Regions from separate parts of the Homo sapiens genome. Here region 1 is linked to region 2. The links are chromatin loops, found by intact Hi-C in ENCODE. Cell type or tissue: MCF 10A. All regions are shown on one strand. Links, peaks and the distances in the headings refer to the core of each region. The heading gives the core; the rest is flanking DNA.

The links. Hi-C counts contacts between places; a loop is a spot of excess contacts. Peaks named below come from ENCODE experiments on the same cell type or tissue, not always from the same donor. Only the 100,000 strongest peaks of a DNase experiment are listed, where the experiment ranks them.
Region 1: a loop joins it to region 2, with 5 times the contacts of the local background. A loop is called at or near these places in 16 of 110 quality-filtered maps.

The regions. Positions count from the first base shown.
Region 1 is chr12:54,757,877-54,763,269 of GRCh38, reverse strand. No RefSeq gene overlaps it. Among named protein-coding and RNA genes, the nearest start is that of MUCL1, 94 kb to the left of the region's middle. In MCF 10A, for the core only: a CTCF peak has its summit at 3,339 (motif pointing left); a DNase peak (open chromatin) is centred at 3,319.
Region 2 is chr12:55,140,845-55,146,237 of GRCh38, reverse strand. No RefSeq gene overlaps it. Among named protein-coding and RNA genes, the nearest start is that of OR9K2, 17 kb to the right of the region's middle. In MCF 10A, for the core only: a CTCF peak has its summit at 2,762 (motif pointing right); a DNase peak (open chromatin) is centred at 2,797.

The DNA of each region.
Region 1 (5,393 bases), core at 320-5,319, 380 kb after region 2:
TCCACATCCTCTCCAGCACCTGTTGTTTCCTGCCTTTTTAATGATTGCCATTCTAACTGGTGTGAGATGGTATCTCATTGTGGTTTTGATTTGCATTTCTCTGATGGCCAGTGATGATGAGCATTTTTTCATGTGTTTTTTGGCTGCATAAATGTCTTGGGAGGGGGGGAGGGATAGCATTAGGAGATATACCTAATGCTAAATGACGAGTTAATGGGTGCAGTACACCAACATGGCACGTGTATACATATGTAACAAACCTGCACATTGTGCACATGTACCCTAAAATTTAAAGTATAATAATAATAAAATAAAATAAAATATTAAAAAGAAATATAAATTCTATATTGTCTACACACAACTAATTCAACCTTGTAAAATAAGCATGCATGATAAAGATTTTTAAAAGTGAAAGTAATTGTGTATTAGTCAAGGTAGTTATTGCAAACTATCCTAGTCCAAGCCTAACTTAAACAGAAAAGTAATTTAATAAAGACTATCAGTTCCTGAAATTATTAGAAAAGCTGGAGAAAAAGATGTCCAAGCTTCTGGTAAAAATGCTAACAACTTTGCCACAGGACTGGTTTGATGAGAAAACCTCCTGCATGGCCATGGGTGCTGCCAAGTACTAAATGCCAAGAATTTGATTAAAACAACAGTAAAACGTATTTCCCTATCAGAAATCAGTCCTGCAATCATTGCTGTCCTTTCAACCTGTATGTTTTGGCAGGCAATATATGCCAGCAAAATGAAGGCTGTTTTCACACACTGCTCATCTCCAGGCTAAGGTCTTGTGAAAGTTCCTAAAATTAGAAGAGCTAGTTCACAAGCCTGCATTCTGGTTGCAAGAGAAGCTGAGAAACTGCAGTATAATTTCAATGTCGTAGGACTATACACAGCATTTTATTTAATTCTTTTAAACAGAATGGACATTATTATCTATATTTTATAAATGAAGATATTGAAGTATATTAATTTTGATAAATTATAGGTTATTTTGATTTTTGATTTTATATAGATAATCAGGCCATCCACAAATAACGACATTTTTTTCTTTCTTCCTTTCCAACTATTTGACCCTTTATTTCCTTTTCTGATTTTAATAATCAGGCTAGAAACTCTAGTATAATGAGAATAAATGTAGTAATAGCAGCACTCTCTGAATTATTTCTGATTTTTTTTCATGTTCCAAAGCTTTCTTTTTTACTATTCTTATTATACTTTAAGTTCTAGGGTACATGTGCACAACGTGCAGGTTTGTTACATAGGTATACATGTGCCATGTTGATGTGCTGCACCCGTTAACTCGTCATTTACATTAGGTATATCTTCTAATGCTACCCCTCCCCTCTCCCCCAACCCCATGACAGGCCCTGGTGTGTGATGTTCCCCATCCTGTGTCCAAATGTTCTCATTGTTCAATTCCCACCTATGAGTGAGAACATGCGGTGTTTGTTTTTCTGTCCTTGCAATAGTTTGCTCAGAATGATGGTTTCCAGCTTCATCCATGTCCCTACAAAGGAGATGAACTCATCCTTTTTTATGGCTGCATAGTATTCCATGGTGTATATGTGCCACATTTTCTTAATCCAGTCTATCATTGATGGACATTTGGGTTAGTTCCAAGTCTTTGCTATTGTGAATTTTTTTTTTTTTTTGAAACGGTGTTTTGCTTTTGTTGCCCAGGCTGGAGTGTAATGTCATGAACTCGGCTCACTGCAAACTCCACCTCCTGGGTTCAAGCAATTCTTCTGCTTCAGCCTCCTGAGTAGCTGGGATTACAGGCACGCACCACCACTCCCGGCTAATTTTGTATTTTTAGTAAAGATGGGGTTTCTGCATGTTGGTCAGGCTGGTCTCGAACTCCCAACCTCAGGTGATCTGCCTGCCTCAGCCACAGAAGAGCTCGGATTACAGGCATGAGCCACCGCACCCGGCCTATTTCTGATTGTAAGATAAGTGCATTCAGTAATTTACAATTGAATACGATGTTTCCTGTAAATTATTTGTAAATAACCTTAATTTTTCATGTTAAGAAAGTTTCCTCTATTCCTTGTTTTCTAAGACTTTTAACAATGAATGGATGTTGAATGCTACCAATGCTATTTCTACATTTAATTAGATAATCATATATGTTTTATTTTAATATCTAAATATGATGAGTAATAATAACACACTTCTTTTTAAAAAATTCTTTTCAGAAAGAAGTCCAGTTTTCCTGAAGTAGTGTCTTGTCTTTAAGATAGTTAGGCTCACTTTGCTGCTAATTTGATCATATTTTTGCATCTTTATATAAACAAGATTAGCCTGTGATACATTATTCTTATATTTTCCTTAAAAGATTTTAGTATCAAAGGATGTCATCAAAATGGTATAGCAGAAACAATCTGACTTTGCTCTCCCCAGCAGAAAACCAAGAACAAATATCCAGCATCAAGATTATCACCAGGGGCCAGGTACAGTGGTTCATACCTGTAATCCCAGAATTTTTGGAGGCTGAGGTGGGCAGATTGCTTGAGTCCAGGAGTGCGAGACAAACCTGGACAATGTGGCAAAACCCTGCTTCCACAAAAACACAAAAAATTAGCCAGGTGTGGTGGTGCACACCTGTAGTCCCAGCTACTTGGGGGGATGAGGTGGGAGGATCACTTGAGCCCAGGAAGTTAAGGCTGCAGTGAGCCATATTGGAGCCACTCCACTCCACTCCACTCCCGCCTGGGTGACAAAGCAAGACCCGGTCCCCGCCTCCAAAAAAAAAAAAAATATATATATATATATAGTAACCAGCAAAATCCTAAAACTCAAATCTGAGGCTGGGGCAATCCCTACAGCCACAGAGAAGTGAGAAACTCCGAGCTTCGGGTAAGAGAAACAAACCTGTCTATCTTTGATACCGATCCTCAATCTGCCAGGCACCATTTGTGGAAAATTCCCCCAGACTCATGGTTTCTAGATCGGAAAAAGTGAGATTGAGGTAGATAGCCAGCTTCTCCACCATCGTGGATTCCCTTGTAGGAAAAGCATTCCTGCCTCAACTCATGGGAAATACCTGTAGGAAGGAAAACCCCAAGGGCAGCTGGAGATAAAGAGGGAAAGTGGGACTAGAAACCCCAGCCTGTGAAACCCTGGTCTTTAAGGCAAAGGAGATGCCAAATCAGAGTGTCTGTTCAGCAGTACGACATTGTATGAGGCACATTCTACCAGTCTTTTGAGCACAAATCCCTAGCCAGATTTCCCTCATGGGTATGGTAACTTCTTTGGGACTTCCTCTCTCTCCTCAGTCAGGGATGGGCAACACTCTGAGCAGTTGCAAGAAGCCCAAGCCAAATCTGGGCTTAAGGCACCATCTAGTGTTGAAAAGGAGGCAACAATGTAGGATAAGGAGACCAACAGGCAGCTAAATATTACCCCATAGCAAACATACCCTAGGAAGACCAAAACAAGCCAGACAGCAAAAACTGTAAATAATCCTCCAATGCAAAGCCATAGATGTATATCCATAAGAAACAACAGCAAACAGGGAACTCTGACCTCCACAAATGAGCAAAGCAATGAGCCAAAGACTGATCCTAATGAGGCAGTGATATATAAGCTCTGTTAAAGAATCCAAAGTAGCAGTTCAAAGGAAACTCAGTGAACTCCAAGATAACACAGAAAAGCAATTCAGAAATTTACTAGAGATATTTAACAAAGATATTCAAATAATTTAAAAATTTAAACAGAAATCCTGGAACTGAGAAATATGTTTGCTAAACTGAAAAATACATTATAGGCTCTCAACAGCACAATGGATCAACAGTGGGAAAACTCAGTTAGTTCAAAGACAGGCTATCGGAAAATACACAGTCAAAGGAGAAGAAAGAAAAAAGAATGGAAAGAAATGAAGAACACTTGCAAAATATAGAGAATACCTTTAAGAGAGCAAATCTAAGTGTCATTGCCATTAAAGACGAAATTGGGAAAGAGAAAGTGTTAGAAAGCTTATTTAAACAAATAATAACAGAAAAGTTTCCAAACCTAGAGAAAGGTATAATCTAGCTACAGGAAGGCTAGAGATCACCAAATGACTTCAATCCAAATAATACCACCCGAAGGCATATAAGACTTTGAGAGTTTACCCTCAAAGGTCAAGGACAAAGAAACGATCATAAAAACAGCAAGAGAAAAGAGGCAAATAACATATAAAAGGGCTCTGATTCATCTGGCAATAGACTTCTCAGGAGAAAACATAAAGGCCAAAAGGAAGTAGAATGACATATTCAATGTGCTAATGGGAAAAAAAAAAACTTTCAACCAAGAATACTGTACCCAGAAAAAGCTTTCCCTCAAACATGAAGGGGAGATAAAGTCTTTCCCAAACAAACAAAAGCTGACAGAAGGAATTCATCACCACTAGACCCATCTTACAAGAAATGCTAAAAGTACTTCAGTCTGAAAGAAAATGATGCTATCATACAAAAGCAAAACATTTGAAGATATGAAACTCACTGGTTGAGTGCAGTGGTTCACACCTGTAATACCAGCACTTGGGAGGCCAAGGGGGGAGGATCACCTGAGGTCAGGAGTTCAAGACAAGCCTGGCCAACATGGCGAAACACCATCTCTACTAAAAATACAAAAATTATCTGGGTGTGGTGGTGGGTGCCTATAATCCCAGCTACTTGGGAAGCTGAGGCAGGAGAATCACTTGAACCCAGGAGGCAGATGTTGCAGTGAGCCGAGATCATACCACTGCACTCCAGCCTGGGTGACAGAGTGAGACTCCGTCTCAAAAAAAAGAAAAAGGAAAGAAAGAAAGAAACTCACTGGTAAAAGAAAGTACACAGACAAACAGACAAATTAACAATATTCTAATATTGTCATTGTGTAATCTACTCAAAAATCTAGAATGAAGACCAAAAGAAAAATCTATAAAAAATAGCTACTGCAGCCTTTTAAGAGATAGGCAATATGAAAAGATGTAAATTGAAAAAACAAGAAGTCAGAATGGGGGGTGGAATTAAAGTATAGAGTTTTTTAGTTTTTCCTTCCTTTCTGTTCTGTGATAAAAGTTAAGTTGTCATCTGTTTAAAATAACTTATTATATTTATAAGATAATTTTGTAAGCCTCATGGCAACCGCAAAGCAAAAACCTATATTAAATACACCAAAAATAAAGCTCAGTGTATTAAAATGTATTACCAGAAAACTTTACCTAACCACAAAGGAAGACACTCAGAAAGAAAGGAAGAGAGGAGTTAAAAAAACAACCAGAAAACAAGTAACAAAATGACAGTAAGTCCTTACCTATCAATTATTATACTGAATGTTAATGGACTAAATACTCCAATTAAAATACATGAATGGGCTGGGCATAGTGGCTCACACCTGTAATTCCAGCACTTTGGGAGGGC
Region 2 (5,393 bases), core at 255-5,254:
ATGTAAAGTAACTGATATAGAAGAAATGATGGAATAAGAAAATTAGCCCTTGGCAACCCTCAAAGTCATAACTGATTCATTTGAGTCATGCACGGGCTAAAGATAATGGACGAAAGTGTGATAAGAAAGAGACTATTACATAGTTTAAAATATCTCTCAACAAAATACTTATTAATTACTCTTATTAAACACTAAATACACTTATTAATTATCTATCCAGTGGAGAAACCTGGAAGACATCATCTTAACAAAATAATAAAAGTTAACATTGTCAGTAAGGAGACAAATCATCACCATGGCGAGCCTCCTGATATTATGGACTAATAAAAGAAGCAACACTTCCGTGGTATTCCTGCCCCAAACACAGATCCTGAACCTAGTTCAACAGGAAATATTAAACTAAAATGAACAGACATTTCAAAAGGTCAAAGATGTGAAAAAAAAGGAAAGACTGAGAAACACTTTCATATTGAAAGAGATTAGAGAGGTATGACAAATGCAACATGTAATACTGGGTCAGATGCTGAACAAGAGAGAAAAGGGTATAAGAGAAGAAAGCATTTTTTTTTTTCCTAACAAGAGAATTGTCAGGTCAATTGGTAAAATTTCAGTGGGGTCTATGATAAAAATAATGGTACTGAGAAATATTTTTGTAATCTAGCTATGTTCCAAATTGGTTAAAATGTGCATCTACTAAAAAAGGCATCTAATTTAGAAAAATATATAAATCATGGACACATTACTTATTATCAAAAAATCTTTATTTTTTAACCTTAAAAATTTAAATAACTTATCTAAAATGTAAAATTTGGGATTTAGAAGATCATTTATTAGTTTTTGTGAATTTCACTAATTTGGAAAGCACAATACCTAAAATACCGTATCAAAATTTATATTTGATGTTAAAAAACTGGTTTTAATAATAAATATTTTCAGGACAACCTTATAGGGATTTGAATAAGCCAATTTGTTCATGATAAATCTCTTCATTTATATACATCCTGCTGTTTCTCTGCTTTTCTGGAGAAGTTTGACTAATACACTTTCATTGCAAAACAAGGAACTTTATTTCATTATTTTTATATACAATAAATAAAAATTACCAACATAAAATAAATAAAAACTATGATCAATAATTTGATGATAAAATAATTAAAAATTAAAATGTAAAGAAAAGCAAAAAAATTGATTTAGACAACAGTAAAAAACATGTAGTGAACTTTTAAGTTCTTTCAAACTATTGCATAAGAAACTCTATTGAACATTTGCATACTTTTTTGAATAAAAAGTAAACAAACAGGCTGGGCGTGGTGGCTCACACCTGTAATCCCAACACTTTGGGAGGCCAAGGCAGGCAGATGGCTTGAGGCCATGAGTTTCATACCAGCTTGGCCAACATAGCAAAACCTAGTCTCTACTTAAAATACAAAATTTAGCCAGGCGAGGTGGTACCTGCCTGCAATCCCAGCTACTTGGGAGGCTAAGGCATGAGAATTGCTGGAACCCAGGAGGTGGAGTTTGAAGTGGGCCAAGATCGCACCTCTGCTGGGCGACAGAGCCAGATGCTGTCTCAAAAAAAAAAAAAAAAAAGAAAAAGAAAAAGAAAAGAAAAGAAAAAGAAAAAGAAAAGAAAGAAAGAAAATAAAAAACATTAATAAATTTAAATCATCTAATTAAATATGTCAGTGGAAAAATGATTTTGTCTTCTTGAATAATGGAGTTATTGAATATAAAAAATATCAGAGAGCATTAAAGGAGCCAGAAAACTTCAAATGTTGATAATAGTTATCAGAAATTTGAAGAGAATTCAGCACTATAGAAATTTTGCTGAAAAAAATTCTTTTGAACACCACATCATGTGATAACTTTTCATTTAATGGGACAACTTTTGTAATGGTTTGGTCTAGTCTAGTTGTTTCACATCAAACTGTGGCTCAGACAGTATTTAGTGGTAAGATGTAAATCCAAAGATTCCCCCAATAATTTGTAAAAATCAATAGATTTGCTAAAAATTTTATCATTCATTAAGCAGTTTACTAAGATCATAAAAGGGACTTTTTATTGATTTACGTATTGATATATAAGCATTTGTATATATCAATTACTGAACAGCTGTTAAATATTTTGATTATAACCCCTTCTGTTAACCACTAAAATCATTCCTCAAAACTCTTCCCATAAAAAACACTTGTCCAGATGGCATCTTGTCAGTTTTTGCAAACCTTCAAGGAGCAGAAAATTTCAACCACCTCTTTAGAATAAAAAGAAGAAAAACTTCACCTTTTAATGATGTAATACAAGCTTGAGTCCAAAAGGTGCCATGGTTATTATGAGGAAAATAAATAATGTTCTGTCTTGATGATGAACATATACACAATTATAAATGAAGTTCAGTGAAACTCCATGAAAATGCACCTCAGAATAAGACAAGTTCAGATATAATGTTACTGGCAAATATTTTCCATTTTCTCTTCATCCCTTTTCTGGAACAGGGATGAAATCTTACAGGAATTATTTTCAGTGAGGGAAAAAAACAAAAGGAGGGGAGGGAAAACAAGGCAGACAGTGTCAGACAACTTTATCTTGGGAAACAAGGAGTTAGAGGGTGGCTCGCACAATTCCATTTATTTTCAACCAATCTTCCTTGCTCAGGGTAATATGGTGGGGATGAAAACCAGGTTTCTTGGAAATAGTTAGATTTCTTACCATTGTGCTCGAAGTTCCATTCTTTACAGTACCCAGAATCTTTAGATTTCATGGCAGTAGACAACAGCCACCAGATGGCAGCAAACTACAATTGAGTACAGGATTTCCTTCTGGAGCCACAACTACCCAGAAATCCTGAGCAGTTCCGCACATCCTGGATCACACCATTTACTTCACAACAAGATCCTTACTCTTAAGGGGAAAAAAATACATTTTGAAACTTTTTTGTTATGTTAAAATAGGATTTAAAATGTAAAAAAGTGTAGTGCATTATGAAAAAGTTGATTATATCTCAGAAATGTAAAGTTGGTTTAATATTAGAAAACCAATTAATATAATTCACCACATTAATAGAAAAAGAGATAAAACTGATTGTATTATCTCAATAGATGCCAAAAAGGCACTTGATATAATCAGAAAGATGCAAAAATAAGTCCACAATGAGATGATGCAATATCATGACCATAATTGTATAAAAACATTTTAAAATATGATTGCTACCAGCTATTGGCAAGGATATCAATCAATGTGGCATGTAATATGATGATGATAGGAACTAAATGATTTGTTATTATCTTCTAAAATTAAGAAATGCCCTATGGTTCTGCATAGTTTATGCATATATATGTGTGTATACATATGAGTCAGAAAACAGTGGTATGATAACATCAATGCCCTGAGACAAATAGCTTTACACCTAATGTTGTATATCTGTTGTGGGGGAAAGCATTTCAAATTGGTAAAAAAAAGGATTTCAAATAAATAAATAAGGAAAACTTATGAGCAAGTATCATTTACCAATGCAGCTTTAAACATACGTGTATCAGAAGGGATGATTACCCTAAAAAGAATATGTGAGCTCAAGAATAAATATTCTGTTAAAATGTTAAGCATTTGATGAATATGTAATATATTTCATACATATGTATACACACATATATATGCATAAACTATGCAGAACCATAGGGCATTTCTTAATTTTAGAAGATAATAACAAATCATTTAGTTCCTATCATCATCATATTACATGCCACATTGATTGATATCCTTGCCAGTAGCTGGTAGCAATCATATTTTAAAATGTTTTTATACAATTATGGTCATGATATTGCATCATCTCATTGTGGACTTATTTTTGCATTTTTCTGATTATATCAAGTGCCTTTTCGGCATCTATTGAGATAATACAATCAGTTTCATCTCTTTTGGGAATTCAGCCATCAGTCTAAGTTTTCCTTTACTAAACTTATCTTTATTTTGTCTTTCCTTCTGGCTTCTTCTCTTTGTCTTTGGTATTGTGCGTTTTCACTATGGTACATTTTTTGTAGTGTACCTTCTGTTTGGCATCATTTTACCAACCCATATTCTCTTTCTTTAATTCCATCATTTCCACTGGACATATTGCAGACTCTCTAACACTATTGGTATCATCTATCTCTGTCTCTTTTTGCTGTTTTTTTTTTTCAAGTATCCTAATTCTTTCTTCAGTTATCCTTCATCTGTATTTACATTTTCAATTTTAAGGTAAACTTTGTTTTACTATTAAGCTTTTAATTTTACTTTTTTTTGTTTCTAGAAGTTGTACTTATTTTTTAATCTGGTCATATATTTTAGTTTCTTTTTCTTACCAATGCTAACGTGTTTAAAGGAAAGGAAATTTTTCATGTTTTTTTATATATTTCTATTTATTTATTTGGTCAAATGATACTTCTAAGGTCTTTGGGAAATTGCCACACTGTTTTCCATGATAGCTGAACTAATTCACATTCTCATCAGCAGTGAATAAGCCTTCCCTTTTCCCCACAACCTCTCTGGCATCTATTTTTTGACTTTTTAGTGATAGACATTTGGACTAGTATAAGATGGTATCTCATTGTGGTTTTCATTTGCATTTCTCTACTATTTCTCTAATAGTAGTGTTGAGCATTTTTTCATATGCTTATTGGCTATGTGTATGTCTTCTTTCAAAAAGTGTTCTTCATGTCTTTTGCCCACTTTTTAATGGGGTTATTTGGTTTTTGCTTGTTAATTTGTTTAAGTTCCTTATAGATGCTGGATATTAGAACTTTGTCAGATGCATAGTTTCTCCTATTCTGTAGGCTGTATGTGTACTCTGTTGACAGTTTCTTTTGCTGTGGAGAAGCTCTCTACTTTGATTAGGTCCCATTTGTCAATTTTTTATTTTGTTGCAATTGCTTTTGGCATTTTGTAATGAAATCATTGCCAGGGCCTATGTCCAGATTGGTATTTTCTAGGTTATTTTCATTTTCCAGGATTTTTATAATTTTAGGTTTTACATTTAAGTCTTTAATCCATCTTGAATTTATTTTTGTAGATGGTATAAGAAAGGGGTCCAGTTTCAATCTTCTGCATATGGCTAGCCAGTTATCCCAGCATCATTTACTGAATAGGGACCCCTTTTCCCATTGCTTGATTTTGTTTATTTTGCCAAAGATCAGATGGTTGTGGGCATATGACTTTATTTCTGGGCTCTCTATTCTGTTCCATTGGTCTATGTGTCTGTTTTTGTACTGGAACCATGCTGTTTTGATTACTGTAGCCTTGTAACATAGTTTGAAATTGAATAACCTGATGTCTCCAACTTTGTTACTTTTGCTTAATATTGCCTTGCTATTTGAGCTCTTTTTTGGTTCCATATGAATTTTAAAATAGTTTTTTCTGATTCT